Linked DNA regions of Homo sapiens: all the other regions are linked to region 2. Evidence: chromatin loops called from intact Hi-C (ENCODE). Cell type or tissue: Calu3. All regions are shown on one strand. Region 1 overlaps SLC22A2 (solute carrier family 22 member 2). Region 2 holds the start of LOC124901453 (a long non-coding RNA gene). Region 3 overlaps SLC22A1 (solute carrier family 22 member 1). Region 4 overlaps SLC22A2 (solute carrier family 22 member 2).

What was found. Peaks named below come from ENCODE experiments on the same cell type or tissue, not always from the same donor. Only the 100,000 strongest peaks of a DNase experiment are listed, where the experiment ranks them.
Region 1: it touches region 2 in a loop (5-fold over the local background); 3 of 110 quality-filtered maps call a loop at or near these places.
Region 3: it touches region 2 in a loop (4-fold over the local background); 3 of 110 quality-filtered maps call a loop at or near these places.
Region 4: it touches region 2 in a loop (2.1-fold over the local background); 3 of 110 quality-filtered maps call a loop at or near these places.

Annotation. Positions count from the first base shown.
Region 1 is chr6:160,216,656-160,224,655 of GRCh38, forward strand. It overlaps SLC22A2 (solute carrier family 22 member 2), which reads right to left. Exons shown (of 11, transcript NM_003058.4): 11 at 100-843. The coding sequence ends at 777. Among named protein-coding and RNA genes, the nearest start is that of SLC22A2, 38 kb to the right of the region's middle. In Calu3, no CTCF peak of the experiment used is centred here; no DNase peak of the experiment used is centred here.
Region 2 is chr6:160,388,358-160,396,357 of GRCh38, forward strand. The region is part of intron 1 of SLC22A3 (solute carrier family 22 member 3); the gene reads left to right. LOC124901453 (a long non-coding RNA gene) reads right to left here and starts at 3,796. Exons shown (of 3, transcript XR_007059843.1): 1 at 1-3,796. In Calu3, no CTCF peak of the experiment used is centred here; DNase peaks (open chromatin) are centred at 3,184, 6,114 and 6,474.
Region 3 is chr6:160,133,879-160,141,878 of GRCh38, forward strand. SLC22A1 (solute carrier family 22 member 1) reads left to right here. Exons shown (of 11, transcript NM_003057.3): 4 at 79-247; 5 at 2,342-2,456; 6 at 2,666-2,772; 7 at 5,775-5,989. Among named protein-coding and RNA genes, the nearest start is that of SLC22A1, 16 kb to the left of the region's middle. RefSeq lists an enhancer at 14-1,213. In Calu3, a CTCF peak has its summit at 4,514 (motif pointing right); a DNase peak (open chromatin) is centred at 4,543.
Region 4 is chr6:160,233,305-160,241,304 of GRCh38, forward strand. The region is part of intron 9 of SLC22A2 (solute carrier family 22 member 2); the gene reads right to left. Among named protein-coding and RNA genes, the nearest start is that of SLC22A2, 22 kb to the right of the region's middle. RefSeq lists enhancers at 5,932-6,827, 6,828-7,722. In Calu3, no CTCF peak of the experiment used is centred here; a DNase peak (open chromatin) is centred at 4,547.

The sequences.
Region 1 (8,000 bases), 170 kb before region 2:
AAAAATGTATTCATAATATTACTTTTATAAAATATTAACATGTATTTTAAAATCCACAAATGTTAAGACATTTTTACCAGACTAAAAAATGATCATCAATGGTTTTATAATGCTAACATTTTTTATTGAACTCTTCTCAAGGTCTTTTGTAGAAAATACACATTCATGCTTACCCAATCTAAATATGGAAGGACCTCATGATCACTTAAGTTGTATTCCTGATTCTTTTATTTGAGATTCACTTTAAGTCTAACCTAGATAATAATCAATGTATTTTTAAAAATTTCTTCACCTGTGTTACTGAAAGGCCTATCTAAAATTCTTGACATACATTCTGGACAACTTTATATTGTTTTGGGTGTTTTATTTCTTTAAGAAAATAGATGCTCCTCTCCCAACTTTACTGTTTTTCACACTTTTTTCTATTTTGTTTGCCTAGCCCACAGTTCCCCTATGTATTCTGGTTAGATAGCATTGCAAAGAAAAGAATCAAATTTAAAAAAATACAAAGATGGAAAAAAAACCCTCCAGAAAACCAATGTCCAATGTCCTAGGAATGCTGAGAATAAAGTGAGCTGGAAGAATTTGGCAGGATCTGGTCCCATGGGTATTTTTCCACAGTGTACAATAGACTCCACTGGCTGTAGACCTAGGTTGATAGGGCTCAGGGGTAAGTTTGGTTGAGTTGTATGGGCTTTGTGATGAGTGCAGGGATTTCTACTTTTGGTCTTGCTGCCATCAAAGCTAGGTCATGACAGCAGCAACGGTCTCTCTTCTTAGTTCAATGGAATGTCTAGTTTCTGAACTTGGAGGTAAATCATCTTTTCTTTATTTTTTCTTGGTCTGCAATAAGAAATAAAAATGGAGAGGGGAGAAAGAAATTATGAGGAGGCTGAAAACCAAAATAAAGTGGGTAATAAATGAGAGGAACAACAAATGATTATAAACTTTGTTCAGGATTAGTCTTGCAATGTGTTCTGAGTGGTGGTTCTCACAAAGAAAATGGACAGAACTTGTTGATAACTCATGTCGACAGAGTTATTCCTAAAATTATCTTGTTGAATTGGTACTGGCCTAAATAAGTTCCTTTTTTAGGGTGTTCACCTTTCTCTGTAATAGAGAATGTGGGTAAAGTCTAAACTTAATCTTATATCAGTTAAAGATGAAGATTGCAAAATCTTGTTATCATTAGTTATGCAAATAGAATTTGAAAAATTATTTTTTCAAAGTGTATTTACTTTTCAACAGCTTGATAAATGAAGACTGCAATTAAAACATTTGTTCAAATTGCAAGTTTTCTCAATCATCTTGTCTTCGTGAATGCCAGGACATTGCTGATATTCATCGTAGAAATGCTGCTTTCTTCATTTTGTTGTTCCCAGCCATGCCCTTTGGACCTGTTCCTGTTTATAGCAATATTGAATCAGCTGTGGGCTGCTCCCAGCCACCCAGCATCTCACAGAATTTCCCCCACCTGGAGTTGGTTAGTATTGTCTCGTTTTCTGGACCAATCCAATCTGAGACGAGGGATGGCAGAAGCTTACCCAAATCACCCTATGGTTTTGGAATTCTCTAAAGCTCCAGATGGGGAGGTAAAATCAAGTCAGTTGAGCTCCTCTGGTCTCTCTGCCAACAACAATAACAACAACTACAGCAGCAGAAACAACAACAGTAGAAATAGCAGCAATAGAAGCAGCAGCAGGAACAACAAAAGCAAGAACAGCAGCAACAGTAGCAGCAATAGTAGCAACAGCAGCAACAACAGTAATTACAGCAGCAACTGCAATAGCAACAGTAGAAGCATCAGTGACAACAGCAGCAGTAACAACAACAAAAGCAACAGCAGCAACAATAGTAATAGCAACAGCAACAGTAACAGTAGCAGCAACAGATATGGCAACAGTAATACCATCAGCAGCAACAGCAATAGCAACAATAGGATCCTCAGTAGTAACAGCAATAGCAACAGTAGCAACACGAGCAACAGCAGCAGCAACAATAGTATCAGTAATAGCAATAGTAACAGTAACAGCATCAGCAGCAGCAGCAACAGCAACAGCAGCAGCAACAATAACAAAAGCAACAGAAACAGTAACAACAAAACCAACAATAGCAACAACAGCAGCAACAATTTTAGCAATAGCAGCAACAATAGCAACAGAATCAACACCATCACAATTAAGAGCAACAACAGCAGCAACAATAGCCACAGAAATAGCAAAATCAGCAGTAGCAACAACAGAAGTCGCAGCAATAACAGCAGCAGCAGCAACAGAAGTAGCAGTAGTAATAGCAGCAACAGCAGCAGCAGCAGCAGCAGCAATCATTACCATAGTAGCAACAACAGTAGCAGCAACACCAGCAGCAGTAGCAGCAGCAATAGCAACAGTAATAGTAGCAGCAACAGCAATAGCAACAGTAGCAGCATCAGCAACAATAACAGCAACAGAAGCAATAACAGCAGCAGCAACAACAGCAGTACGAACACCAGCAGTAACAACAGCAGCAGCAACATCAGCAACAACAGCAGCAACAACAGTAGCAGCAGTAGGAACAGCAGCAATAATTATAACAGCAGCAGCAACAACAGTAACAACAGTAGAAATAAGTACAATAGCAATAACAACAGTAATAGCAACAGCAAAAACAATAGCAGCAGTAACAATAACAACAGCAATAGCAGCAACAACAGCAACAAGAAAAATGACAATAGCAGCAGCAACAACAGCAGCAGCAGCAACAACATCAGCCACCGGTGAGTGACTACTAACTAAATACCAAGCACTGCGACGGGTGCTTCGTCGCACTGTCCCATTCATGAGCCCAACCCTCTGATGGTGAGACAAATTCATGGGCCACAAAATCTAGCTGCCAGGATTGAAACTTTGGCTTTGTCACTGATTGGCTGTGTGGTTTTGAGCAAGTCCTTTACTTTCTCTGGCCTGTTTTTTTTTTTTTTCCAGTTGTCAGTGGGGTTAATAATAATAACGCCTATTTCATAGGGTTGCTGCAAGGATTCAATGAGGTAATACAGGCATACCTCAGAGATATTGGGGATTCACTTCCAGACTACCACAATAAAGTAAGTTTTACCATAAAGTGAATCATACATTTTTGTTGGTTTCCCAGTTCATATAAAAGTTACGGTTACACTATACTGTAGTCTATTAAATGTGCAATATTATGTCTGAGAGAACAATGTAATTTAAAAATACTTTATTTTTTAAAAATGCTAACAATCATCTGAACCTTCAATTTGTGGTAATCTTGCTGGTGGAGGCTCTTGCCTCTATGTTGATGGCTGCTGACTGAGCAAGACAGTGGTTGCTGAAGGTTGAAGTGGCTGTTGAAACTTCTTAAAACAAGAATATGAAGTTTTCAATGTTGATTGACTCTTCTCTTCATGAAAGATTTCTCTATAGCATGCAATGCTATTTCATAGCATTTTACCCACAGTAGAGCTTCTTTAAAAATTGGAGTCAATCCTCTCAAACCCTGATGCTGTTTTGTTAACTAAGTTTATGTAATATTCTAAATCCTTTGTTGTCATTTCAACAATGTTCACAGGATCTCCACCAGGAGTAGATTCCATCTCAAGAAACCACTTTCTAAGCTCATCTGTAAGAAGCAACTCCTCATCTGTTCAAGTTTTATCACGAGGTTGAAGCAATTCAGTCACATCTTCGGGCTCTACTTCTAATTCTAGTTCTTTTGCTATTTCTATTGTATCTGCAGACACTTTTTATGCTGAAGTCTTGAGCTCTTCAAAGTTATCCATGAGGGCTGTAATCAACTTCTTCAAAACTCCCATTAACGTTCATATTTTGACCTCCTCTAATGATCCACAAATGTTCTTAGTGGCATCTACAATGGTGAAAGATTTCCAGAAGGTTTTTCAATGTACTTTGCCTAGAACAATCAGAGGAATTACCATCTACGGTAGCTATAGCCTTATAAAGTATATTTCTTAAATAATAATACTTGAATGTCAAAACTACTCCTTGATCCATGGGCTGCAGAATGGATGTTGTGTTAGCAGGCATTAAAACAACATTAATCTTTAGGTACATCTCCATCAGAGCTCTTGGGTGACCAGGTGTATGTATTGTCAATGAGCAGTAATCTTTTGAAAGCAATCTTCTTTTCTAAGCAGTAGGTCTAAACGGCGGGCTTAAAATAGTCAATAAACCATGCTGTAAACAGATGTACTGTTATCTGTACACAGGCTTTGCTATTCCATGAGCACAAGCAGAGTAGATTTAGCATAATTCTTAGGGACCCTAGGGTTTTCATGGTAAATGAACACTGGCTTCACCTTCTAGTCACCAGCTGCATTCACCCTTCACAAGAGAGTCAACCTGTCCTTCGAGCTTTGAAACCAGACATTGATTTTTTCCTCGCTCTTCATGAAAGTCCTAAATGGCATCTTCTTCCAATAGAAGGCTGTTGTGTCTATATTGAAAATCTGTTGTTTAGTGTGATCACCTTTATCAGTGATCTTTGTTAGATCTGGATAACTTGCTGCAGCTTCTACATCAGCACTTGCTGCTTCATTTTGCACTTTCAAGTTATGGAGATGGCTTCTTTCCTTAAGCCTTATGAACCAAACTTACTAACTTCGAATTTTTCTTCTGCTACTTCTTCACCTGTCTCAGCCTTCATATAATGGAAAAGAGTTAGGGCTTTGTTCTGGGTTAGGCTTTGGCTTAAGGGAATGTTGTGACCGGTTTGATCTTCTATCCAGACCACTCAAGCTTTCTCCATATCAGCAATAAGGCTGTTTCATTTCTCATTTGTAGCATTTTTATACTTCCTTCAAGAACTTTTCCTGTGCATTCTCGACTTGGCTACCTGGTACAAGAGTCCTCACTTTCAGCTTATGCTGGCTTTCAACATGACTTCCTCATTGAGCTTAATCATTTCTGCCTTTTGCTTTACAGTTGAGACTTGCAACGCTTCCTTTCATTTAACACCTAGAGGGCATTGTAGAGCTATTAATTGACCTAATTTCAATATGGTTGTGTCTTGGGCCATAGGAAGGCCCAAGGAGAGGGAGAGAGATGGGGGAATGCTCAGTGTGTGGAACAGTTAGATCACACGCATTTATCAATTAAGTTTGCTGTTTTACACAGCCATGGTTTGTGGTGCCCTAAAACAATTACAATAGCAGTATCAAAGATCACTGATTGCAGATCACCATCACAGATATGATAATAATGGAAAAGTTTAAAATATTGTGAGAATTACCAAAACATGCCACAGTGACATGAAGTGAGCACCTGCTGTTGGAAAAATGCTGCAAATAAACTTGCTTAATGTAGGGTTGCTGTATACCTTCAATCTGTTAAAAAACACAATATCTGCAAAGCACAATAAAATGAAGTGCAATAAAAGAAGGTGCATGGGAAGGGCATGGAAAGCACTGGGTAGAGCTCTTAGTAAATGTTAGCTATTGTTATCCTCATTTTACAGAAAGGAAAACAGGCTTAAGAAGTGAGATAAGGTATTAGGTATAAGTTCACAGGTTATATTTGTAACTAGGACAGGTTTAGTGCCCTTAGGAACCATAACAATTTAATCAGGAACCAATCGACACTTAATTAGTGTCAGGCATATTTTCTTCTTTAATCCAGTGAGTAGGTACTGTTGTCCCCATTTACAGATGAGGAAACTGAGGCTTTGAGGCATTAAGGCAATAAAGCCACACACATGGGAAATGTGACGGCAGGGCTCAGGCTCTACAGGACTTGCTCTTCACCACACATATTACTGCCTGCCTGGCACTGGCGCTGGCTAGAGAAAGAAACTTCAATTAGGCATGCTGTAGAAGGAACTTCAGCATTTATTCCACAAATAATTGGTAAGCTCCTGCTCTGTGTATGCCACGCACTGTGCTGAGTTCCAGTGATACAGCAGTAAACAGGATTTAGACTGTCTTTGACGGGAGGTGCCCATGTGTGTGGGAAGCTGCATGGGGAGAGGGGTACGGGGTGGGAGGTGGTTGGTTTAGATGAAAGGTCTCCAACTCAAATGTCTGCATGCACCAAGCAGATCATACAATGTACCAAAGACAATAGGAAACAGTGGGGACTGTGGCCTCCTGCAGAGGGCATGCCCTTGAGAAAGCCAAGCGATCATTCAGCTCCTACAAATTGCCAACAAGAGGAAATATCTTCTCAGTGTTACCAAATCTTCTGCTTTTTAAAAACAGATCCTGGAAATCCAGTTTATGTGGAATTTCCCACTTTAAAAAAATACTTTGTAGGCCAAAGAAAGCACTGGAGAACTTGGTGGCCTGCAGGCTGCGAGTGTGTGACCTCCGCTCGGATTCAAAGGCCTCTTCCAACTCTAAGACTCAAGTTCTAGGAAAAGCCTCAGACCACTGTGATTTACCAGCATTTTGCCCAAGTACTGAAAATGTTAAACATGAAGGTTTGGTAAAATGAATAAAAATCAGTTGTTTGTGGTATCAGCAGGCCAAAAGTGGAGTAAGAAGAAAATAAATAAAAATATCTAAACATACTGTATAAACAAACTTGTGGGGAGAGTGTCAGATAGGTTTGTCTTTATCTAGAATTTTTTAATGTACTGTTTGAATGGGTTCATATGGTCCAAAATTCAAAATTACAAAAAGGTAAGCATTGAAGTCTCCCTTCTACCTGTATCTCACAGTCACTCAATTCCATAGACAACCAGTGTTACGGTTCTTGTATATTTTTCCAGAGCTACAAGTATTTATATATATGTCTTTCACTATTTTTACACAAATGATAGAATATATACATTTCTATGTTTTGCTTTTTCCCCCATTAGCAATATATCTTGGAGAACTTTCCTTGTCAGCGTATGTGAAATGGCCTCATTCTTTTTAATGGCTGTATAATTTTACAGAATGGCATATCATTTATTTAACTGGTGTTCTAATTCATGGTCATTTAGGTTGTTTCCAACACTTGTTATAAAAAATTGCCTTAATGACTAGTCCTGTACATATATCACTTTGTACACGTAAACTTCTAGAGGTGTAGAGTTACTAGGTTAAAGGATATACATGTTTATAATTTTTATTTAATTTATTTTTATTTTTTTGAGACAAGAGTATTGCTTTGTCGCCCAGGCTGGAGTGCAGTGGCACGATCTCAGCTCACTGCAACCTCTGCCTCCCAGTTTCAAGCAATTCTCCTGCCTCAGCCTCCCCAGTGGCTGGGATTACAGGCGCATACCACCACACCCAGATAATTTTTTTGTACTTTTTTAGTAGAGACGGGGTTTCACCATGTTACCCAGGCTGATCTCGATCTCCTGACCTTGTGATCCACCCGCCTCAGCATCCCAAAGTGCTGGGATTAGAAGCATGAGCCACTGCACCCAGCCCATGTTTGTAATTTTTATACTACTATTGCATTGTCCATTATAGAGGCATCTAATTCCTACCAGCAACACGGGAGACTACATTTCTCCCCATTCTTCCCCAACATAGTGTGTTACCAAGTAATTTTAGTTTTGACAATCCAAGTAGTTATTAGTGCAGTGTTAATTTGAACTTCTCTTACTATGAAGGAAGTTGAGCATATTTTCATATATTTAAGAGCTGTTTTTATTTCCTTTTCATTGAATTATTTGCTCAAATCTGTTATTTTTTTTTTTCTATTAGGTGGTCGCTTTTATGGAATTGTTAGGAAAATTAGCCCAATGTAGAGTAGTAAATATTTTCTTCAAGTTTATAATTTTATTTTTAGCTTATAGTAGTTGTTTAACGCAGAATATTTTATTTTTATGAAAGCAAACATATTGACCTTTCTTCTATGGATTCTGGATTTTTTGGGTCATATTTAGAAAGACCTTCTCCACGTGAAAGTTTAAAGAAATTCTCGTATAATGTCTTTGTAATTTTACTAATTTTTTTGATGCTTTCAAGTCTTTGATTTAGTTTGAATTTATCTCAGTGTATGGTGTGAAGTATAAAGTCAATTTAATTCTTTCCAAATGGCTATAGGGTT
Region 2 (8,000 bases):
ATCCCCTGGAGAAGTGTATTCAAACACAGATTTCTGGGACCCACCCCTAGAAATTTTGACTCAGTGTGCCCGAGGTGGATCCCAAGAATTTGCATTTCTGGTAAGTTCCCAGATGATGCTGTTGCTGCTAGACCAGGAACCACACTTTGAGAACACTGTGTTAAGTCATGAGCTCTCCTTTTGAAAATAATGATTTACTAAGTTGCTGTATGTTTCTCAATCTCTACTTTAATTGCTTATTTTATGATAAAAAATATTTCTATAAAATGCTCATAGAAATGCCTCTTATTGTGAGTCCAGTCCCCATTAAGTTGCCTGTCTACATTGTGCTTCTGAATTTAGTCATTTTTCCCTTTGGGACTGTTCTATACACCACCTTATTCACTATTTTTATTTTCTTACAAATAAACTTTACAGGAATCAGCTTAAGAAGCTAACAGCAATTATCTGCAACAAGAATAAGTATGATGAAAATAGAGATGTTACCTGATTGTGGTTCTTTATTAGAGAGTAAAGGAACAGAGAAAGAATTACCCCAAAGCTGCATTGTGCATCAGCTGCTAAGTCATGGCCTGCTTGGGCAGGTACGAGACCAGTGTTAGGAAATGCAATAATCCAGACAACTGGAGCTGCAGGGCACTGGCTGTCAGTTACCCCCAAACCAAGGAGAGAAGCCAAGGGGAAGACTCCCCTCTTGGGCTCCCAAAGAGGTGAATGTATTAGATAGTCACTGGCTAGAGCATCCAATTTAGTCATCTTTCCAGAACACTCACGGTCAGATGACATGATGATGAAATATCTCGTATAGAAGGCTGATCATCTCACTTGATTAAAAAGTTGTGTGACCTGATTTTTCCATAGAATTGGCCCTTAATCATGAGCCATTTTTTTGTCTTGTATTTAATATCAGTCTTGTGCCAGTTCCTTGGAATATCCAACTGACTGATCCAATCAATGAACGAGTGTTTATGGAGAGTCTACCAAGTGCCAAGCAGGAGAACATCAATTCTGTCAGCCAGTCCTTGGAATAATCCAACGTGGCCATGTGGGAGGCCACGGCAAAGGATGGCCAAGCACCTTAACTGACAGGGTTCTGTTCTTGTTCACAGTGGGGAGGGTAATTCTCCAAAATTCAGTCCTGCCACTGCCACTGGAGCAAGTAAGGGGTGTCAGGCAACTGTCACTGTGCCCTGATGTGCAGCGTGGCATGTCCACTTGACTCTGTGACACGTCTCTCCTCCTAGCCCACTGGTAGAGCAGGTCAGAGATTGGTCCCTTCTTGACCATTTGTACTCCCAGTGTTGATGATACTACACCCAGATGGTCAGAGCGAGGCTGCAATTTCAGCTCTTAACTCATGCCCCGGCTTAGCACTCTTCTCTCTTAGTGGAAGGGAAACCCTGGTAGTGCCAGGTTTATGGCTGCAGGGCTGAGAGCAACAAAACCCATCCAGGCAGCAGGACCTGCTGGTTGGGCTGACAGCCTTGGAGACTGTGTTGAACCTGGTCAGCACTGGCTCCAGCAGGGATGGGGCAGAGTCTGTATAGTGAAGTCTAACGTGGTTGGCCTTGGGTGGGATTCTGTGTGGGTCTCATCCTTTTGGATGGAATTGCATTAAATCAATGCAGTGACTCAAGATGTTTAGTTCATGAAAAACAGTAGCTATGCTTGCCAAGTATTTGTGCCTTTGATTAACTTACTTAGAACTAATTAATCACCACTTATAATGTATACTTTTTTAAACAGACTCCTCCAAAATGGGGAGGCATGAATTTAAAATAGAGTAGCCCTATTCAGATGGCTATGATCCACTTGTTAAGCACTCCTTAGCCTGAGTGGCCTAAAAATCGGAGCCTGGGGCAAAAGCTTATATATTAATTCTTGATCAAGGGCTGCCATCCTAGGGAAGGAAGAGGGGGGAAAGCAAGAGCGGCAGGAAGGAGGGAGAGCAATTCAGAGCGAGGAACCCCAAGCCAGCCACAACTCCACAGCCAAGGCACTGGCCTCATTCCCCAGGGAGCTCTGCAAAGTCTAGTGGAATATCTGTGTCTCAGAACAGCCATGGAGGGGGTTGGGCTCCCTCTTCTCCTGTGCTCCATCTTTTACTGGTCAGAGTCTGTCCTGAGAGACAGTCCCATCATGGCTAGGTTGTCGGGTCCTCTCTGCTTGGGAAGCCAGTATCTTGCGGGTCCAGGCTGACACCTGAGAGGTGGGAAAAAGATGTACACTCTCTCCAGGGGGCTGCAACTGGGGAATGAGATGAGTGAGCCACCAGGGAGATGCAGCTGTGTGGACCAGGACTCAGCACAAAGCTCATCCCTGAATTCCAAGGAGTGAGAATGCAGAAGAGAGAGCTATCTTCCTTGTTGTTTTATTAATCTTTGTTTTATGTGAAACTGATAGGAGTATTCATTTCCTAGGGCTGATGAAACAATATACCAGAAACTGGGTGGTTTCAGAAAATAGAAATTGATTCGCTCCTGGTTCTGGAGGCCAGAAGTCCAAAGTCAAGATGTGCACAGAACCATGCTGTCTCTTGGGCTCTAGGAGAGGGTCTGTTCCATGCCCCTCTCCTGGCTCCAGCACTGCTGCCAGTCCTTGGCACTCTTTGGCTGGTAGATGCATCACCCCAATCTCTGTCTCTGGCTTCATATGGCCTTTTTTCTGGTATGTGGCTGTGTCTCTGTTTTCTCTTCTTCAAAGGATACCTGTCATTGGACTAGGGCCCGCTCTGATACAGCATGATTTCATCTTAACTCATTACATCTACAAAGACCCTATTTCCAAAGGTCAACTTCTGAGGTTTCAGGTAGACATAAAATGTAGGGTGTTGAGGGAGGGGGGAAGCCAGTCCTATAAAATACGCTGAAATTAACTATCTTCCAGCAGGTAAATAGTTGATAACCTCTATATCAACTGCATATTAGACTAAATCCTATTTAATTGGACTGGAGTTGGGCTCAGGCATTTTTTCATTTACCTCAAGTAATTCTATATATATATATTTTATTATCATCAGCATTATATCACTGATTATAATGCAATTGGTAACATTTATTGGACAGTTACTGTGTCTCAGGCACTGGGCTGAGTACTTTATGTATATTATACCAATGACTCATCATTCCAGTTCTTCATCTTACAGATAGGAACACAAGAGTCAACAATGTTGGAAAATCGCCAGAGGACACAGACCTGGGAGCGGCCAAGTCAAGACATCCAGGCTGTCTGGCTCCAGAACTAGGACTCGTCTTTGCCAAGAGAACCCAGAACATATTTAGAACCTTTCATCTTCTTCTCGTCTTTAGACAGTCTCAGTTATTTAGAGAAATTGTAAACATTTTAAGATGCGTAACTGCAAGCCTTCACTACAAAGAAATAAAACAGCCTGGAGAGAGAGGGGCTGACGTATCATATGTATCTTGTACAACCTGAGGATGAGTCACCAAGGGCAGAAGTTAATAAATGACAGGAATTATTATTCAAACAGATTTAATACTTTCATGTCTCCCAATTTCACAAGTTTAGAAAAAAAGTGATGCATTTAGAAGACATCTCTCCCTCCTATTTCGAAGCTTAGCTGCCTAACCTACAGTAAAGCCTGATAGTTATGAACCTTGGAGAACAGCTTCTATGACAAGTGAGGATCTAAGAGCCTATATCTCATAATGATGCCTCTCTGCATTAAACTAAATCACCCCATTCTGGGCAATCATTGCAGATCCCCTGGTTTCCTGTCTTGGCCCTGGACCCACACTCCCTTCCCCATCAAAGGTGGGATGGGGAGAAGCAGCTGCCCAGCTTAAAACAGTGTACTTCCCAGTCATGTGCCAGGCAGAACCTTGTTGGCACCCACGTTTCTGTCTCTGTGGCTGGACCTGCTCCTCATCTTGTCTTCAGTGCCCTTCTTTTTCCTTTGATTTCTACCTAAATCCAGCTCATTGTGGGACCTTCTCTGGTCCAACCTTCTTCAAGTCTCCAGCTGCTCTTACCTCCATGGGCCATTTCTTTGTTTGAAATTATCTTACATTTAGTCGATTCCATTCTGTTTAGATCTCAGCTGCTCTACATTTGCTTCACAGAAATTGACCTTGGCTCCCAAACTATATAACAAGTACCTCCCAGGGACAGAAACAAGGTGTGTATATGCCTGGTATTCCTCCCAGCCTTCTCGGCATAATGCCAAGCAAACAAAATTGGAGTGATCTCCAACATACCTGATAATTACTCTTTATACCTGTAGTATAAGAAGTGTTAACTTTTTGACATTAAATGAAGGTGCCCAAATAGTGCCATCAGATCATGTTAAAATTTTTTCATGGTGACCCAAATTAATAATGACATCCTTTTTCCTCATGGAAACCCAAACCAAATTATTATTTATGATTACTATAATTTTTAGCCATTATTAGGCTCTGTTATGGTACTGTGTGGTTGATTAAAAATGGAAGTTGCCCATGGAGGTCTACATGTCATTGTTTTGGCCAGTGCAAAATGTAGCCAGGAGCACACCACACCTGACAGTATCAGTGATTATTATTATTATTATTATTATTTTTAATACTGATGAAGAGTTTAGTGACTCCTGATTTCAAGCTAAGAGCTGATTAGGAAAGGTTCCATTGACAACTCATCCCTAGAAAATTAAAACAGAAGCACATAGATATTGCAATTTGACTTCAGAGACTTCCCTTTCTCCTAGAACAATGCACACCGCAAATGAGGGCTATTTCCGATGGCTTATAACTAAAGTAAAATACTGTGATATCGTCTAATCTTAGAATCTCTTAAGTGAGAATTTGTTCAAGAGGGCTAACCTAGAACCCAGTGGAAAAATCCAGCTGATGGTCACCTGGGTCCATTCCCTATGGTCTGAGGAGCAAATGAGGCCCCTCTCCTGAGTTTATTTATTTATTTATTTATTTTATTTATTTATTTATTATTATTATACTTTAAGTTTTAGGGTACATGTGCACAACGTGCAGGTTTGTTACATATGTATACATGTGCCATGTTGGTGTGCTGCACCCATTAACTCGTCATTTAGCATTAGGTATATCTCCTAATGCTATCCCTCCCCCCTCCCCCTACCACACAACAGTCCCCAGTGTGTGATGTTCCCCTTCCTGTGTCCATGTGTTCTCATTGTTCAATTCCCACCTATGAGTGAGAACATGCGGTGTTTGGTATTTTGTCCTTGTGATAGTTTGCTGAGAATGATGGTTTCCAGCTTCATCCATGTCCCTACAAAGAACATGAACTCATCATTTTTTATGGCTGCATAGTATTCCATGGTGTATATATGCCACATTTTCTATGCCTTTTGAATACTTGCATTATTTTCTGCCTTGCTTCTTACCTTTGACCTTTGTAAATGGGAGATTATTTGTTGCTCTTGTTTTAAGGATAATTTAGAAATGACAACTTTAGCATATATCTAATAATTACTTGCCCCAGCATTTCATCATTACAACTCAAATTAACATAATGTCTGTTTGGATTTTAACAAAGAAGAAAAGCTAAGAAAAACCTTCACTTGGAAACCCTTCAAAAGTTTCTCATTTGGCTACAGTTACTCAGGCTTTCTGCAAAACGAAGCAATGTTATCCTTACATTACACCAACAGTTGTTTGAGTCTTTTATCAGACTGACTTTCTGCTCATGCCAAAAGGCGTCATTTTCTTTGTGTAAAAGTGACTTTGAAGATTAATAAGTAACAGAATGGGTACACATGGATTTATGAACATTTAAAATTGCTTAATGTTTTTGCATGTGTATACTTTGAAAAAAAATAGGAGATGCCCCAGTTGTTCTACATAGATTGCCTTAGGAGAAGGACATAAATGTGCGTCATTGATTCAGACTTAAGTGAATTGTTGGTGATCCACAATGATCTCCCATTGACAAGAGGTGGGTTTTTGGTCTCCCAAGGAACTACAACAAGCTTTTAGTACTTTATATCAGAAAAAAGTACTTAGCCTGTGAAGCTCATGGCTTTGGTGCCCGCTAATCTCTCTTTAAACACGAAAGATACATCGCAGGCCCAGAGCTGTTGCATCAGCAGGCAGGCAGCAAGCTGAGAGCTGATTAGGAAGCGTCAGCCCCTAGAGGCAGAGGTCTGCCCCCTGACTCTATGAGCAAGAGTCAACATCAAGCCCTTCAATCCTTGGGCCTGCAGTTTTCCCTGTACAGGAAACACAAGCGTGTGTGGATGTGTGTGCATTTCTTTAGAAACACATAATTTGTTTGTTGCTTTATTTTCTACCTTTGAAAGATGGCAAGATCCCAGTCACAAAAACAGAAACCAGGCTAGGTATTTTAACCAGAGAGGGATTTAATAAAAGCGTTAGGATTTGAGCTGTTTTGGAAGAGCTGAAGAAGAAGGAGAGGACAGGGGTCAGGAAGGACAGTTCCTGCAGTGTCCTGCCCTGCTGGGTGGCCATTACAAAGCTGGCAGCTGTGGGGCAGTATCCCTTTGCCCCCATGTGGCCAGGCACACGGGGCACTGGCTGACTCCCACAGCCACCACTGTCAGGATTGGAGCTGGAGCTGCTGCCACAGCCAGAAGCAGAATGTCCACTACCTCCCTCCTACCTTCTGATTTTGCACTAGCTCCCTACTGGTACAACCTACACAGAACCCTGCCAGTAAAGGAATCTGAGAAATGTAGTCCCCTGAGGTACAGAAAACACAGAAGGGCAGGCAGTATCTGGCCCAGATGCCTATCATAAAGCTTTAGAAAATGTTGTGTTATCGCTGCACTTTAACCATTGAAGTATTTATTTTAAATTGATTCTTATTTAAATATCAAATATAAGAGAAATCCTATTTGACTATGCCTTTTATGGGACAGTCAAGAAGATAATCAGTATTATATTAAAGAATATTTTATGGGTTTAAAGAATATTTTGGGGGCATTTTAATTCACATAGTTCAAAAGCAGCTGAATACATGTATTAAAAGGCAAGCTCTTGATAGGCCTTGCTATGTCATCTACGAAAAGCACTCCTGTTTGCCTCTGCTAGCTAACTCAGCTATTTGAAGTACAGATGGATGAAGCAAATTCTACTGTTTGGGTTTTTATATTTGACACTGGTTGATACTTTTCCAAAGCAAATGTTGCATTTCCGCTGGTAGTTTGATTTCGCTGTTTGCTTTCTGAAATTCTATGTACTTTTATTTTAGTACATAGAATAACTATGCCTGCTTAATTCCAATGAGAAATTATTTCAGATAAATAATCATCAACTTGTTTACTTAAAATAAAATTTTTGTACCTCGAAAAACCAAAATTGATAATAAAAATCCTTTAAAATGACCATGATTACAACTATTATGCATATCTGTAAATCTCTTTACTTCTTACATCTTGACTGATCATCTCAGCAACTCTGTGAGAAGCCAACTACTACTGCCTCCAAATTTTTTCCAACTATGTTAGGTGACAGGTCATTAGCTGTAAAACCAAGGCAAGAAGTTGGACTTTATAAGTAAATACGATAGTTTACTTATGAATATGTATTTATGAGACTCCTCAAAATTCATATTCCAACCACATTAATTTTCTCTTCATGCTAGAGTCTAATGCAGTGGTTAGACTGCAGCATGAAACTGGGGTAAGCATACCACTTGGAGATTTGCAAAGATGATCACAGGAATTGTCGGCCTGGATAATTTTAAGGGAGCCAGTTTTCAGATCCTCAACCTACATTCGTACTCTTTCCCAAAACAAATTCGTCTAAGAATATGTCCCTTTTAAGGATGCAGGTTCCTACCCAAAATTGTACTTTTCCCACTTTGCAAAATTAATCATGCCTCTCTCTCATCTTTCTCTGAGGCATTGACTTGAAGTTTTAAAATCTTCAGGGCAACAAACAATGGGACAATTTGACATATTGTTCCAGTATTAAGAAAGTAACTTTCTTAATGTAAGACTAATTATAAGTAAATGTAAATGACTGATGACTTAATTAAACAACTTTTTGTAAGTCTGATGGTTT
Region 3 (8,000 bases), 250 kb before region 2:
CCGAGCTTCTGAACGCACGGCGTCGGGCTCCTGGGCTCCTGCAAGGAACCCGCATAACGTCCACACCTCCTGTTTCAGTCACAGAATTTGTTGGCTCGGGCTCCAGAAGAACGGTGGCGATCATGTACCAGATGGCCTTCACGGTGGGGCTGGTGGCGCTTACCGGGCTGGCCTACGCCCTGCCTCACTGGCGCTGGCTGCAGCTGGCAGTCTCCCTGCCCACCTTCCTCTTCCTGCTCTACTACTGGTGAGGCCCTTCCTCCTGCCTACGGGGAAGGGGCGCCGGCCACCCCTCTGGCTGCGCTTTCTGTCCTCTCGAGGGACCAGTCTCTTGGAGTGGGGGGCGCCTACAGGCCGTCTTCCAAAGGCCATGGTGTCCACATGCATAACGCATGGGGCTGCGCGGAGCCCGGCGCTTCCCACACTCATGACGCATAGGGATGAGCTGGTCCCGGGGTTTCCCACACGCATGACGCATAGGGATGAGCTGGTCCCGGGGTTTCCGACACGCATGACGCATAGGGATGAGCTGGTCCCGGGGTTTCCCACACGCATGACGCATAGGGATGAGCTGGTCCCGGGGTTTCCCACACGCATGATGCATAGGGATGAGGGGAGCCTGGGGCTTCCCACATGCATGATGCATAGGGATGAGCAGAGCCCGGGGTTTCCCACATGCATGATGCATAGGGATGAGCAGAGCCCGGGGTTTCCCACACGCATGATGCATAGGGCTGCACAGAGCCCGGGGTTTCCCACAGGCATGATGCATAGGGCTGCACAGAGCCTGGGGTTTCCCACACGCATATCGCATGGGGCTGCGTGGAGCCAGCGCTTCCCACCGCTTGTACTGTTCAGGTTGTTCTGTTATTACCAGGCGGCCCAGGTTACATGTGGAGCTTTCCTCAGACAAAGCCTCTTTAGATAGGTTCCCCCAGATAAAGGTGGGCCATGCCAAGAGTCGGACAGAAATCCAGGAAAACTCAGGGCCTCAGCATGTGCACTTTCCAGAAACACAAGGCTGAACCTCACTCCCGGGTGAAGGAGGCAGCTTTTTGAGGGTTGCTCAGTGGCCTTGGGAAATCTGTATCAGCGTCCAGTGGTAGGAAAGGCTCCACAGGTGGCAATCCCACTGCAATGGCTACCACTCCCGAGAGTCCCCTAGAGTCCGTCCCAGGGGTGCTGGCATGAAGTCAGATGCTCTGTTATCTTCTTGATCCTCTCCCTCTTCCCCCTCTTCTCTTCCTCTCTGCTGTCATCTCTGCTCTTCTCCCACTTCTTCATTTTTATAGTACTATTGGTATTATTATTAAGACACTGAAATACCTCTCATCTAGCCATAGAGCAGGCATTTGATCTTGATTGAATGAATGAGTGACAGAATGAAGGAACAACAGGCCTGCTCAATGCAACCTTCTCTGGGGACTGTGTACCCTGAGCCATTATGACACAGAATCAGTCCAAACAAGGTGTTAATCATATTAGCTGTGAGTGCTTCGCAGAGTCTGAAGGGCAAAGAACTCCACAGGTCAGTTTTTATTGTGGTGGAGGGAAGAGGGGGTAGCAGAAAGGTCCACAGAGAGGAATTTCTCATCCCTCCACCTTTTGTCTTAGTTTTGCTGAGAGCAGACCTCATCTGTGGGTGGCACTAGAGTTAACCCAGTCTCTCTAAATGAAAGAGTTGTACACGTATGGCCAGGGAGTTCTGAGGAGCCTGCCCTTCCCCTGCCTCGTCCTTGTGAAACAGGGATCTCTCCAGCAGAAAGGCAAATTCTGCATGCTCAGGCAGGGTGAGGCAGTCAATGCCGGCCAGCTTTCAGAAGACCCTTATGCCAGAGAGGCCCAGTCTTTGAGTTGTACCCTCCTCGTCCCATTTGAAATAGACAGCATGGTGTTGATTTGATTTTAAAGGACAGTAAATACATTTTATTTTGTTTGAGAAATATTTTGAGAAGTGTTCAACAGCCCTTGTATTGCCTGGAGATGTCCTGGTGTCATCGGGTAATATACATGGAGCATCTGCTCTGTGAGTGTTTTCCGTGGGGGACAAAGGCTGCCCCAGGAGAGATGAGGCCCCTGCTGCACAGAAGGAAGGCTACATAGGAAGCGATGGCTCCCTTTTGGTCTATAAATCTTAGGTGACACTAGGAGTCTGAGTGACCCACAGAGCTGTGACCTGGGCCACATGGGCTAGCGCACAGTGACCCCAGGTCCTCATCCTCTTGAGGGATTACAGCCCCAACGTGGGGAGGGCAGGCTGCACTGAGCAACAGCATCACCCCGCTCAGGGCTGAACGTCAGACCGAGGAAAATGCCAGATAGTGATGAGTGGTGTTCGCAGGTGTGTGCCGGAGTCCCCTCGGTGGCTGTTATCACAAAAAAGAAACACTGAAGCAATAAAGATAATGGACCACATCGCTCAAAAGAATGGGAAGTTGCCTCCTGCTGATTTAAAGGTGAAATCTAGGAAGGGGTATCTCACATCACTGAATCTGGGGCTGGGTTCTGGTGCAGATTCGTCTGGGGCTGCCAGGGGAAAGAGCAGAACTGTGCCCCTTGTCATGGGTGTGAAGCACGGTGGTGGCAAGGCTCACCTCCCCAGGGGCTCCCAGGTGGCTCTGCTCATGACAGCGTGAGTGTGGCTGATGCTCTCCCTCCCTCCTAGATGCTTTCCCTCGAAGAGGATGTCACCGAAAAGCTGAGCCCTTCATTTGCAGACCTGTTCCGCACGCCGCGCCTGAGGAAGCGCACCTTCATCCTGATGTACCTGTGGTGAGGGGCGTTCCTGTGCGTCTCTCCAGGCAGAATCAGCACGCTCGCCCAAGCACTGGGCTATAGATTAGAGACAGTGGAATACTCAGGTGGAAAAAGAGAAAGGGAAAAAGAATTGTAATATAGTTGTGAGTGGTCAAAGAGCTCTTTTTGTTTCTCCCTTGGGGATTGAATAATAAGGAAAAGGCTTCATTTTAGTGAGGAGCATTTGTTACCTTTGGGAGATCACCAGTGGGATGAGAGAAATAGGATAAAGGGTTATCGGGGCTGCCTCCGTTCCACATGGTCTCATCTTCTGGGAATAGCCAAGTCTTGACTCGGCGTCAGAAGGTGGATGAGAGCTCCTGGAGCGTTCGAGGAGGAAGTTCCATTCCTCATATCTAAACACCCTAGAGACCCTACCTGAGCATCTCTGTGCATTTGTTACCTATTGACTAGAGAACGCACACCCACATGGACCCACGCACACACGCTTTGCACATTCCAGGGGTCTGCATGCTCCCCCAGCTGCTGTCACGAGCAGGAATCCCCTGCCCTGCTCCCTAGGAGGATGCTGGCTCACCTCCTCCGCACAAGGGCTTTCCCCTCAGCATACAGTGAGGGCCCCCCAACTGCACTCTGGGCCTGGCCCCTTCAGCGGGAGCAGCTCCGCTACCCAGGCACACTTGTTTGCTCTTCTATGTGAGGTTTTATTGGAACAAAGAGTTTGTAGTAAGTCAGTGCCTGGCATATTGCAGACCCTAAATCAATATTTGCTGAAAGTTGAATGAGTAAACACTGTGCCCCAGAATCTGTCCAGGTTCAGTGTGTCCTGTCCTGCCTCAACCTTCACCCTCCCTGTCTCCGAGTTTGCCGCTGGGGTCCTGCACCCAGCCACATGCTGGGCCCGTGAACCTTTGCAAATAGCCCCATGTACCTGGTGGGTTTCCATGGATACTCAGTGTTGAACTCAGCATGGAGGCTGGGACTGGCCGCTGCAGTGGAAGTAACTGCCCGCTCTGCTACGCTGTTCAGCTCCCCTCCCCAGCTCCGAGACTCCCCACAAGGCAGTGTTCTTGACTCTTCTGTTCTGTTACCCCCACATCCAGTCCTCTGGCAAGTTCCATCAACTGGCTTGGAAATGCCTTCAGAACCTGCTGCCTCCCATCTTGGGCACCCTGGGTTCCCTTGCTGGGGTTGTAGTAGCCCTGTCCTTGGCACTAATTCTTTGTATAAATGTCAGCTGTCTCATGGACAGTTCTGCAGCATCTCTTACCTGCATTACTGTAGGCACCTTCTGGGTGGCCTGCTGGCTTTACCCATGCCCCTCGGTGCTCCACAAAGCAGGCAAAGGCATCCCTTAGAGCTCAACAGACCTTGTCTCTCCCTGTTTACCCTCTGCTGGCTTCCTAATCACTGAGAATAAAGCCAGATCCTTTTCTGTGGCCCACAAGGCCTCACGCCTTTGGCCCCTGAACGCCCTTTTCTACTGTCCTGCTGGTTGTCATGACTGAGACTCGAAAGGTCTGTCCACCATGTCCTGGCTGTGTGACCTTCCAAAGGGCCTTAATCTCTCCGTGACTCAATTTCCCCCTCAGTAATGGGAGAAGTGATAGTACCTATCTCACAGATGTGTTGGGAGGATTAAGGAGATTATATGTGTAAATGACATAGAAGAGGGTACAGCATCCATGCAGGAAATGTTCAATGTCAATGTGGTTTTTTTTGTTATTTTAATACACACATGCAATTCATGAGCTCTGCCCACAGGTGGCAGCCCGGCACATTTGTTAACTGGCTTGTTGACAGGAAAATCAAGGTTACACGTTCCTTTCTCTTAAACCAGTTTCTTTATCAGTAATATGACTGCTGTCTTTAACTGGCTAAATGGTACAGAGGCACTCAGGCTAACCTCAACTCCTTGAGTTGCAGGCAAGCACCTTGTTTCTTGTTCTCTTGACCCTTTGTCCAATCAGGAATAATTTAGGACTAGAAACAAAAGCATCCCAATGCTTCTTTAGGCGAAATTTTATCAAAGAAGGATACATTCCTTAGCAACATGCATTTTCATCTCAGTTTTGGAGCTGATAGGCAATCTGCATGCTGGGATGAGACAGTAATTTCTTATTGACCCAAATCTGTTCTCACAATGTAAATATGACTGTAAAAGCTTTCTAGCTTCCAAATGATATTTTCCCCCCGAAGTGACACATGAGGCACCCTACATTTTGGCTCAGGTGAGAGTGATTTAGCTAGGCCTCGGGTCTGTGTGCCATATGCTGTAATGTTGCTACATTTTCTCAAATATGGACGGAGGGGGTGTGCAGTGAATGGAAGAGCGTAGGTGAATCAATAGCGCCCACTAAGGACAGCACAGTAAAGGGCCGGGAATGCCATGGTGCGGTTGGAAAGACCTGGCCCATGCCTCTGTCTGTTGTGCCCTGAGTCTTCTGAGTGCCCTGAGTGCATACTGTGTGCTGGGAACTATAATTGGCACTTTTGTACGCTAATTCAGTGAGTACTCAAGACAAACAGATGTGGGAGGTACTATTACAATCCCATTTACAGACGAGGGAACTGAGGCCCAGAGAGGTTAGTTAACTTCCTCAAGGTGACACAGCTCATAAAGCAATCCGACACCTGGCCCCTTACTTCCTGGTCTCTCCTGCCCACCTCCTCGTAGGCCTGTTGGGGTGTCAGATGAGGTACGCACGTGCAGGGCTTGGTGCAGAACCAGACATTTAAATCTGCAGTGAACAGTAGCCATCCTCACGTGCAGTCTCCAGGAGACTTGGAGGCATATCCTACAAGTCAGACTCTCACATCTATCATGAAAAAAATGTATCATTGGGGCCCTTCTAGGACACTCTTTCTCATTTTTACTCCCCTCTTCTCATATTGCTCTAGGGCATTCTAAACCCAGTGATTCATGCTCTTTCTCCATCTGCGAGGGGCTTTTTTTTTTTTTTTTTTTCTTCAGTCTCTGACTCATGCCTTTGACTTGAAACCTCCTCTTGGCTCAGGTTCACGGACTCTGTGCTCTATCAGGGGCTCATCCTGCACATGGGCGCCACCAGCGGGAACCTCTACCTGGATTTCCTTTACTCCGCTCTGGTCGAAATCCCGGGGGCCTTCATAGCCCTCATCACCATTGACCGCGTGGGCCGCATCTACCCCATGGCCATGTCAAATTTGTTGGCGGGGGCAGCCTGCCTCGTCATGATTTTTATCTCACCTGGTAAGTTGGTAAGTTGTCTGCTTTCATCATTTCCCAGGCAATCGAAGTGTGGGGAAAGTGTTGTGACTCTTTGATAAGCCTCTGGAATGAGAACAAAGATGAGGTGCTACCTTTGTCTACAAAGTTTTTTTAGATTTTAAATTGAGGGGCCGTGCACAGTGGCTCATGCCTGTAATCACAGTACTTTGAGAAGCCAAGGCAGGTGGATCACCTGAGGTCAGGAGTTCAAGACCAGCCTGGCCAACATGGTGAAACCCCATCTCTACTAAAAATACAAAATTAGCCGGGCTTGGTGGCGGGCGCCTGTAATCCCAGCTACTTGGGAGGCTGCTTGAACCCAGGAGGCGGAGGTTGCAGTGAGCCGAGATCGCACACTCCAGCTTGGGAGACAGAGTACAACTCCATCTCCCAAAAAACAAACAAACAAACAAACAAAAAAACCCCCAAAAACAGCAAAAAAAAAAAAAATTAAATTGAGTTTTAACATACATACAATCAGCAAACTATAAGTGCATGACTCCATGAGTTTTTAAAAATGTGTACACCCGGGCAGCATGATCCACGTAAAGATGGGGAACCTTTCCAACTTCTCCAAAGCCTCCCTCAGGCTCCTTCACAACAACCCCTGCCACCCCTCCAAGGTCACCACTACTCTGCCCTTTGTCAGCACAGATTGTGCCTGTTCTTGAGCTTCATATAGATGGCACCATACCAAATATACTGTTTTTGTTATTGTTGTTGTGTTTTGAGACAGAATCTTGCTCTGTTATTCAGGCTGGAGTTCAGTGGTGCAATCACAGCTCACTGCAACCTTGAACTCTTGGGCTCAAGGGATCCTCCCGCCTCAGCCTCCTCAGTAGCTGGGACTACAGGCGTGAGCCACTATGCCCGGTTAATGTTTTTATTTTTTGTAGAGATGGGGTCTTACTATGTTGCCCAAGCTGGTCTCAAACTCCTGGGCTCAAGCAATCCTCCCACCTCAGCCTTTCAAAGTGTTGGGATTATAGGCATGAGCCATTCATCATTGCACCTATGAGACCCACCCATGTTGTCACATGAGAGTGTAGTTGGTACTTCAAACAAAATTATTGTGTAGGATTCCACTGTATGAATATGACACTCTGCATCCCTTCCACTGTTGATTGTCACTTGTGTTGCTTCCAATGTTTGCCACTTATTGGGACTAAAATCATCCTTGCACGTATCTTTGGGCAGGCACATGCTTTCATTTCCCTTGGGTACAGGTCTGTGAGTACACTTGCTGGGTCCCAGGGAGGCATATGTTTAGCTCTAGCAGACACTGCCAAACAGCTTTCCAAAGTGGTTAGACCATTTTATACTCCTCCCAGGAACACATGGGAGCTCCGATTACTCCAGATCCTCCCAACACTTGATCTGGCTCATCTTTTTAAGAGTGGCCATTTTGGTGGATGTATACTTTAGTCTGTAATTCTTACAATCAAAGATAAACCAAGCTACATTTAAACCTAAAGCAGATTAACTTCAGTCAGTTTTAATTTGAGTACGTAAATTGCCTTTCACATTCATTGCTCTTGGATATGTTGTAAAATAAATACAAGGGCAGATCTGCTCTTTTCTCAGTTTTTACTGCGTGTGCTCTGCACTTGCTGATTTAGTGAGTCATTTTGGCAGGCTTTCGTGCAGGGTATTGTAGAGACTGTTCTGTGAAATCTGTATGCCCAAGAACTAGGCTGTGTAGATCAGGCTGGAAAGAAAAAGGGTTGGGGAAAGAAAGCTCAGTTTTCTTTTCCCTTTTTTTCATGGAGAAAGAACAGAGAACACAGGAAAAGGGGCAGCATGGATCTGAAATAGATTTTGCTCACTTTCTTCCCAATCTCTCTGTTTCTGGAATCCTGGGTAAGATGTGATGGATGGGCATACTTTTAAAAAGTTCACAGCACTGAGTGCCAAGAAGGAGGGCCATCGAGGGCTAAGTCCATTCAGTTGTCACCTGGACAGAGCCCAGGCATCGTCCCCTCCCCAGCCCCCT
Region 4 (8,000 bases), 160 kb before region 2:
TTCCCACCTCTATACAGTCTGATAACGGACCAGCCTTTATTAGTCAAATCACCCAAGCAGTTTCTCAGGCTCTTGGTATTCAGTGGAACCTTCATACCCCTTATCATCCTCAATCTTCAGGAAAGGTAAAATGGACTAATGGTCTTTTAAAAACACACCTCACGAAGCTCAGCCACCAACTTTAAAAAAAGGACTCTGTCAAGAATAGAGCCCAAAAACTCACCAACCAAACAAGTAATTACACTGAACCCCCTTGGACACTCTCTAATTGGATGTCCTGGGTCCTCCCAATTCTTAGTCCTTTAATACCTATTTTTCTCCTTCTTTTATTTGGACCTTGTGTCTTCTGTTTAGTTTCTCAATTCATACAAAAATGCATCCAGGCCATCACCAATCATTCTATATGACAAATGCGCCTTCTAACAACCTTACCGCAAAATCTTCCTTCAGCTTAATCTCTCCCACTCTAGGTTCCCACGCTGCCCCTAATTCCACTCGAACCAGCCCTGAGAAACATCACTCATCATCTCTCCATACCACCCCCCAAAATTTTCACCACCCCAAAACTTTACCAATATTTTGTTTTTTGTTATTTTTCTTATTAATATAAGGAGACAGGAATGTCAGGCCTCTGAGCCCAAGCTAAGCCATCATATCCCCTGTGACCTGCACGTATACATCCAGATGGCCTGAAGTAACTGAAGAATCACAAAAGAATTGAAAATGGCCTGTTCCTGCCTTAACTGATGATATTACCTTGTGAAATTCCTTCTCCTGGCTCATCCTGGCTGAAAAGCTCCCCCACTGAGCACATTGTGACCCCCGCCCCTGCCTGCCGAGAACTACCCACTTTGACTGTAATTTTCCTTTACCTACCCACATCCTATAAAACGGCCCCACCCTATCTCCTTTCACTGACTCTCTTTTCGGACTCAGCCTGCCTGCACCCAGGTGAAATAAACAGCCTTGTTACTCACACAAAGCCTGTTTGGTGGGCTCTTCACACGGACACGAGTGAAAGTTATTTCTTCCTAAGAGGGACGCTTGAGAGCGGATAGGACTGCTGGAAAAGATCCCTTCGCTACCGACAAGTGGTCACCTGAACAGTGTTACTGTAATGGGTGGGTCTTTCTCTGGCCTCCCTGAGCACCTCTCCTTCCCCACCCTGCCACAGGAGGAGCTGCCCCTGCCGCCCCACCAGACAATGCTTTTCTCCCTTTCTCTCCTTTCTCTTTTCTATTTTTTCTGTTACTCAGGGTAACTGTCTGCTCTTTCATTGTGCCCAGAGACCACATGTTGAAAAATGTCCTTGGGAGCTTGAACTTGTAACCACATGGCAGTTCTTTCTCTTGGTTTCCACCATCCAACAGATAGGAATTTGGGGGTTCATGTCATATTTATCCCTAAAAATTATCTTGAACAGTTAAAAGACTTTGCAAGCTCAGAATTGGCTGCTCTAAAATCCTTCTGGGAAGAACAACGGAAACCAGCCAATGCTGTAGCTCAATAGCTAAGGCTTCACCATTTTACAATGGTGGCCCAGGGTTCAATCCTGGCTTAGGGAATGAATCCTTTCTGGTTTAAAATCTGTATAACCTTTACCACTGGTTAATTCTCTTCCTCTCCACAAACCATCTTGAACTTTCCTTTCTCTGAGCAAAAAATATCGGCTGTTTGGCATGGCTAAAGTCAGGTAATAAGATATTTAAAAGGATTTGAGTGCTATGGTTAAAAGTCAGTTTGTTCAAGCTCTAACAGCCTGGAACTCCTTGGGAAAAACAGAGGAGACATCACAGACCTCCTTTTGGTAAAACCTCTGTTTTCCTCATAAAGCCCAAGGAATTAAAGTGGATAGATCCATCTCAAAATCTAAGGGTCTGTTCTATTTTTCATTGCATTATCTGATGTTTTTGACTTGGAGGGTATCAGAAATTACTATACATTATGAGAGAGCTTTGATGTGTGACTAGGTAGGAAATATAGTTTCAGGGATAGCTAATGGCAGTTATGGGGAGATCCTCAGCTCTTTGCAAGTTTACATCAGAAAAGCATGCTCTTGGCCACCTAGAAGTTATGAAAATGTCCCCATTCCCCACTGACAGATAAGATTCCTATAGGAAATGGGCTGATTTCCTCTTTTTGGGTTAGAGGATATGGTATAAAAATGAGACCCTTAATTTCAGGGAATCTGAAATTCAGGGTTAAAGGATTGTTTAAAGTTAAATAAGATAAAGCTGAAGGTTTCAACAAGTTGTGGAGGATTTGTGAAAAATTAATCATGTAAAAGAAATTCTGTGTGTGAATATATTGGCTAAAGTTAAAGGGGTATCATTCAGTTTTTCCATAAATTGAACATTAGGATAAAAGCACAATAGGTTTTTCTTACAGCACTGATCTGCTCTTTAATAAAAAGTTTGTAAAGAGTTATAAAAGGTTTATGAGAATCCTACCTTATGGTCAAACATTAAAATTGGGTAGATATGTCTATGAAGGTTTAACATTAATAGTACACTAATGTAAAAGTGAAATTTGACTTATGTAGTATAAAAGTCATACAGGAAGCATTGTTGAACATAAAATGGTGTTTGGCTGTCTTTGGGCTCTATTTGTATAAATACATTAATGGTATGTGTTCCAAAATTATATGAAACTCCTATAATTCTGATAGGACTTAGTGTACATTATCAGTAATAATTATAATTGCTATGTTAAATTAATGTGTGCTACAGAAGTAACATATTTATTTGTCAATTGTGTTTTTGACTGTGGCTGCCCTAAGACTTTACCATCCACAGACAATTGTTGTTTTGTGTTGATCCTCTTCAAAAGGTGGTTTTATAATCAACTATAGGACTTTAACAGGTATTCTTGAATGCAGGTTTCTGATAACTTTGGAGATTGTGACATTAGAATAGAGGAAAATACTTTCAGGACTCTCAGGGAGAGGTGAAATGTTCATGTATATCAAACAAAGCAGGAGTTAACTGCATGGACTGAATAAAAGACCGAAGTATTCTTTTTTAATTTTTTGCTTAAAACGTTGCTGATCCTTTGTTTTGTTTTTCAGAGTCAAGGAAACTTTTCTTTTGAGCTATTAGTATTTACAGCTTGTAGCAATTAAGTCAAGTATATTCCTGTGAAAAACTTTGGAGCACATTTGTTTCTCTCTACCTGATTTCTCCAGAATTTGAAAATTATTTGTGAGTACTCTTAACTTATGGCAATATAGTTATTTGCATAAGTGCAATAAGAATCTGTTTTCTTTTGCAACAGGACACAGTTGGAGAAACTGGTTATTTTTACCAAGGCTTTGACTGGAATGTTGTGCTTTCCTTTAAGAAATCAAACTTAACTGGTAGAGCCAATAAAAGTCCCCTGGGAAAACTGACATCATACCTTGTCTACATAGTCCCTGTACAGGGTTCCTGACCTGTGGTAAGTAAAAAATGTCACTTTCTGACAGACCCAGGAGCCTGAGTTACCTAGGGACCTCAAGAGGAGAGGCATTTACTCAACTTATTGGTATTAGAGGGTACAAACCCATGGCTGGGCTTGGCTTTGAAAAAAAAAGTCTTATCTGAGATTCCTTTTATGGAACAAAGTTTTGTCAAAGCCAATTTAAAAAGCCTATGTGAAAAATAATTATTTTTGCTGCACTTTATACAAATAATCAGGCCAAGTACAATAAAGCAAATCAGTCCTACCAAGATTTGTCTTTAGCAAAAATGGGAAACTGGAGAGAGAAAAATTATGTTTCAAGAACAATGGTATACCTGTTATTATATTCTAGTCTCATCAGTTGTTTTAAGCTTTTCTTCCTGCACTTTAGACTGACCCTGCTCATTCCAACGAGTGATTCCTGCAGTTCAGAAGAAACAAGAGGGATGGGTAATATAAAAATCTGGATCAATATTCTAATTCTGGGCTCATTGGAATCAGGTAGTGACCCCATATCAGCATGGTTTCAACAATTGCCAGGTTCATGGAAAGCCTTCTAATTTAGTTTGCTTGGGATAATTTTGCTTATTTTTCTTTACTGTTGTGGAACATATTGCCGTTTTACTCTTTGTGTAGGAATACACAAAGGGTTGTGCAGGATAAGCTTACCAAATGTTTTCTTAAATTAAACTCTTATTAATCTTTCAGATATCACTTTTTGTCAGAACTCAGAGTTATGAATGGCCCTCACCATACTGATGCTTTCTGACTGAGCTCCTCTCTACCCTGAATACAAGAGACCCTAATACTTAATCAGAAATATCATCACCCTTAATCAGAATGAAAAAGTTACAGAAGATGGATCTTTGTCTCTCTGCAACCATTAAGATTAAGAGTTCTCTTACAAAAGGGAATGGGGAAATCTCAGAGGTGTTTGAACCAGAGAAACTTTATCTTGAAGAGGGGCTGGGTAAAATAAGGCTGAGACTTACAGGGCTGCATTCCCAGACAGTTAGGCATTCTAAGTCACAGGATGAGATAGGAAGTTGGCACAAGATACAGGTCATAAAGACCTTGCTGATCAAACAGGCTGCAATAAAGAAGCTGGCTACAACCCACCAAAACCAAGATGGCAATGAGAGTGACCTCTGGTTGTCCTCACTGCTACACTCCCACCAGTGCCATGACAGTTTACAAATGCCATGGCAACATCAGGAAGTTACCTTATATGGTCTAAAAACGGGGAACTCATAAATAATCTACACTTTGTTTAGCATATAATTAAGAAATAACCATAAAAATGGGCAACAAGCAGCCCTCAGGGCTGCCCTGCCTATGGAGCAGCCATTCTTTATTTGTTTACTTTCTTAATAAACTTGCTTTCACATCACTCTGTGAACTCGCCCTGAATTCCTTCTTGTGTGAGATCCAAGAACCCTCTCTTGGGGTCTGGATTGGGACCCCTTTCTGGTAACAGAGACAGGCTTGTTATGAGGCTGAAATGAATTAATATTGTCAAAGGCTTAGAATAGTGCCTGGCACATGGTATATACAGTGGAAGTGCCTATTAAATAATTAACCTCTCAAAATGTCTCCAAGCCTCCCAAGATTCACTTGGTTATTGTATTGTAAGTAATGCAAACAAGAAACACATTCAGCTGGCATCTGAATCTCTGAAGTGAGTGAATCATGATGAATACAACTGATTAATAAAATTACCATTCGTTTGGCATTTTATATTTGCAAAGACAGGCCTAGTTAACCAGAATAATCCTTGTTGATTTTTCCAGTGCTCTTTCAGCCAGGATTTTCCAGTGTGTTGACTTTCAGTCTTCTTTGATTATCGTTTTATGGCTATTTCAAGACCACAATTAGCACACCATTATTGTGTGGAAAAGAAAGAGAAAGAAGTTAAAATGAAAAACTATTAGGTTTTCTTTCCACTAGCCACTCATACTAAAGGTTAGTGAGGGAAGAATATGAAATTACTTTCAAGAATAAAATTAGAATTGTCTTTGAGTTTACTTTAAATATTGAAATGTAGTTATAATCCTTTATCTTTCCTGCAGGAAGGTGTCAGGCAGGAACAAGGGTCAATAAAGTACTATTTGTTAAATAGTACTTAGAGAAACATGAAGTTGTCAAAGTTGTTTGAACCAGAGTGACTCTGTCTTGGACAGGGGCTGGGTAAAATGGGGCTGAGACCTACTGGGCTGCATTCCCAGGAGGTTAGGCATTCTTAGTCACAGGATGATAGGAGGTCAGCAAAAGACACAGGGTCACAAAGACCTTGGTGATAAAACAGGAAGTGGTAAAGAAGCTGGCCCAAACCCACCAAAACCAAGATGGCGATGGAAGTGACCTCTGGTCATCCTCACTACTCATTATACACTAATTATAATGCATTAGCATGTTAAAAGACACTCCCACCAGCACCATGACAGTTTACAGATGCCAGATGCCATGGTGATGTCCGGAAGTCACCCTATATAGTCTGAAAAGGGGAGGAACCCTCAGTTCCAGGAACTGCCCATCCCTTTCCTGGAAAACTCACGAATAATCCACTCCTTGTTTAGCATATAATCCAGAAGTAACTATAGGTTACTCAACTGAGCAGCCCATGCTGCTGTTCTGCCTATGGAGTAGCCATTCTTTATTCCTTTACTTTCTTAATAAACTTGCTTTCCTTTTACTCTATGGATTGACCTCGAATTCTTTCTTGTGCAAGATCCAAGAACCCCCTCTTGGGGTCTGGGTCAGGACCTCTTTCCAGTAACGAAGTAACCATCTGCTATCCAGAAATGTCCTGCTGACCCATTAGTCACCCACTGTCCACCTAAGGGAGTGGCCAAGATTGAGTGGTCTCTAACTTCCTCCATGGCAGGAAGGAGGACAGAGGGTTTGATGGGTACCTCCTCATGATGAAAAGAGGGTTCTGAGGACAGTTTCCTTAGCCAGTGTTGGGGGAGAAAGAAATAGGGGTCACATATGTCTCAGGAGTAGCACCAGCTACTCTGTGGCCAAGTTATCTCAGGATAAAGAGCTTGTGCTCTGTCAACTTTGGCCATCTTATTGCTATTAAACTGGATCATGGAGGAATTCATTGCATCTGTTTTGCAGGTAAGTTCCATCAGTGGTTTGGAACTTTTGCTGGCAGATCTAGAGTGGTGGAAAATTTTCCCCCTCACAAATTCCGTGAGAAGAAGGGGAAGAAAAGGAATGAGCAGGGTAGCTGTGTGGGGCATTGGGCAGCCTTAGGAGTGAAGTGGTGGGAGCTTCCCCTGATAACGGAAATGAGTGACTGAGGAAAATGTCCCAGTCAGTCGAGGTTTATTAAGTCAGCTTTAGGGCATGTCCCTGAAAAGCAATGAGCCACAGACACATCTGTGGCTGTTTTTACAAAGAGGCTTTCAGGAGGTTGGTATTTATACATTTCCTTAAAGTAGGGAGGCAGGTAGGGAGAGGGGCAGGTAGGCCGTAGAGGAATGTTTCCATCCTTGTGAGACTTTAACTAGTGCCCAGTTAAATTTACATTTTACATATGATAAGGTGAATGTTTAAAGAGAAAATGGGAGTAAAGAAAAGAATCAATTATGCAGGCCTCTCTGAGTAGGTGGAGGAATGACTGATCTTGTCTTTATTCTGTACATTGGGAAATAAGCTTGCAATCAACATTATCAGTGTGGAATCAGCAGACTTTAGTTTTAGAAGCTAAGCTTAGATTGTAGACCTAAAATTCTTGTCTACAGGAGGCCAGCAAAGAATTTACTTATGAATGACCTGCAGGGGTGGTCCTTTGTAGATAACTGAGGCATGATGTATAATGCTTGTAACAGCTATTCATCTGGAAGAGGGTGTTGCATGACTCAACCTCCAGGCTTAGTCTTCCCTTTTGCATAAGGATTCTGGGGGTCCTGAGATTTTTAAATTTCCTTTCCCTTTACACCCTCATGTACATCTGAGAGTGAAATCTCTTCTTCTTCTCTTCCCCTAAATTGAGTGCTATATGCCCATGGGAAAAAGCATCACATATTCAATTAAAAGCAGCTCAGAATGGGTGTCAAAGGAGCCTGAAATGGGTGCATTGAGGTGTTCCAGTTAACCAGAGAAGGCTCAGTGCTGGTGTGTTCCTGCTGGCAGTAGCAGAAGGGAAGTGCTATGTGACGCTCCTGAAATCTAATTGCTCCAGGTGCATCAACACAGGTGCTCCATTATGCTGATGCATTTTCTTAATGTGGGTCTTTATTTCCTCTGGGTTTTGAAATTGCCTTTTGCAAAATTTTAACCCCCTTCTTTGAAGTAAGAAGTAAAAGGGCTTGTGTTTTACCACCTCTGGGCATGGAGGAGTTAACTCTTTGACAGAGACCTCAGGAAGGGTGGAAATCAGCAGAGAGAGAGTTAGGGGCCTGCTGCTGGGAAACTTTCTTCCTTCTCATTCTTCTCTTCAACATTCTGCCTCTATGGCAGGAGTCCCATACTTGAGTATTAGTAGTGATGATAATATTATGAATACTGAACTAGTATTATTGATTAGTATTACTAATACTAATAATATTACTAAT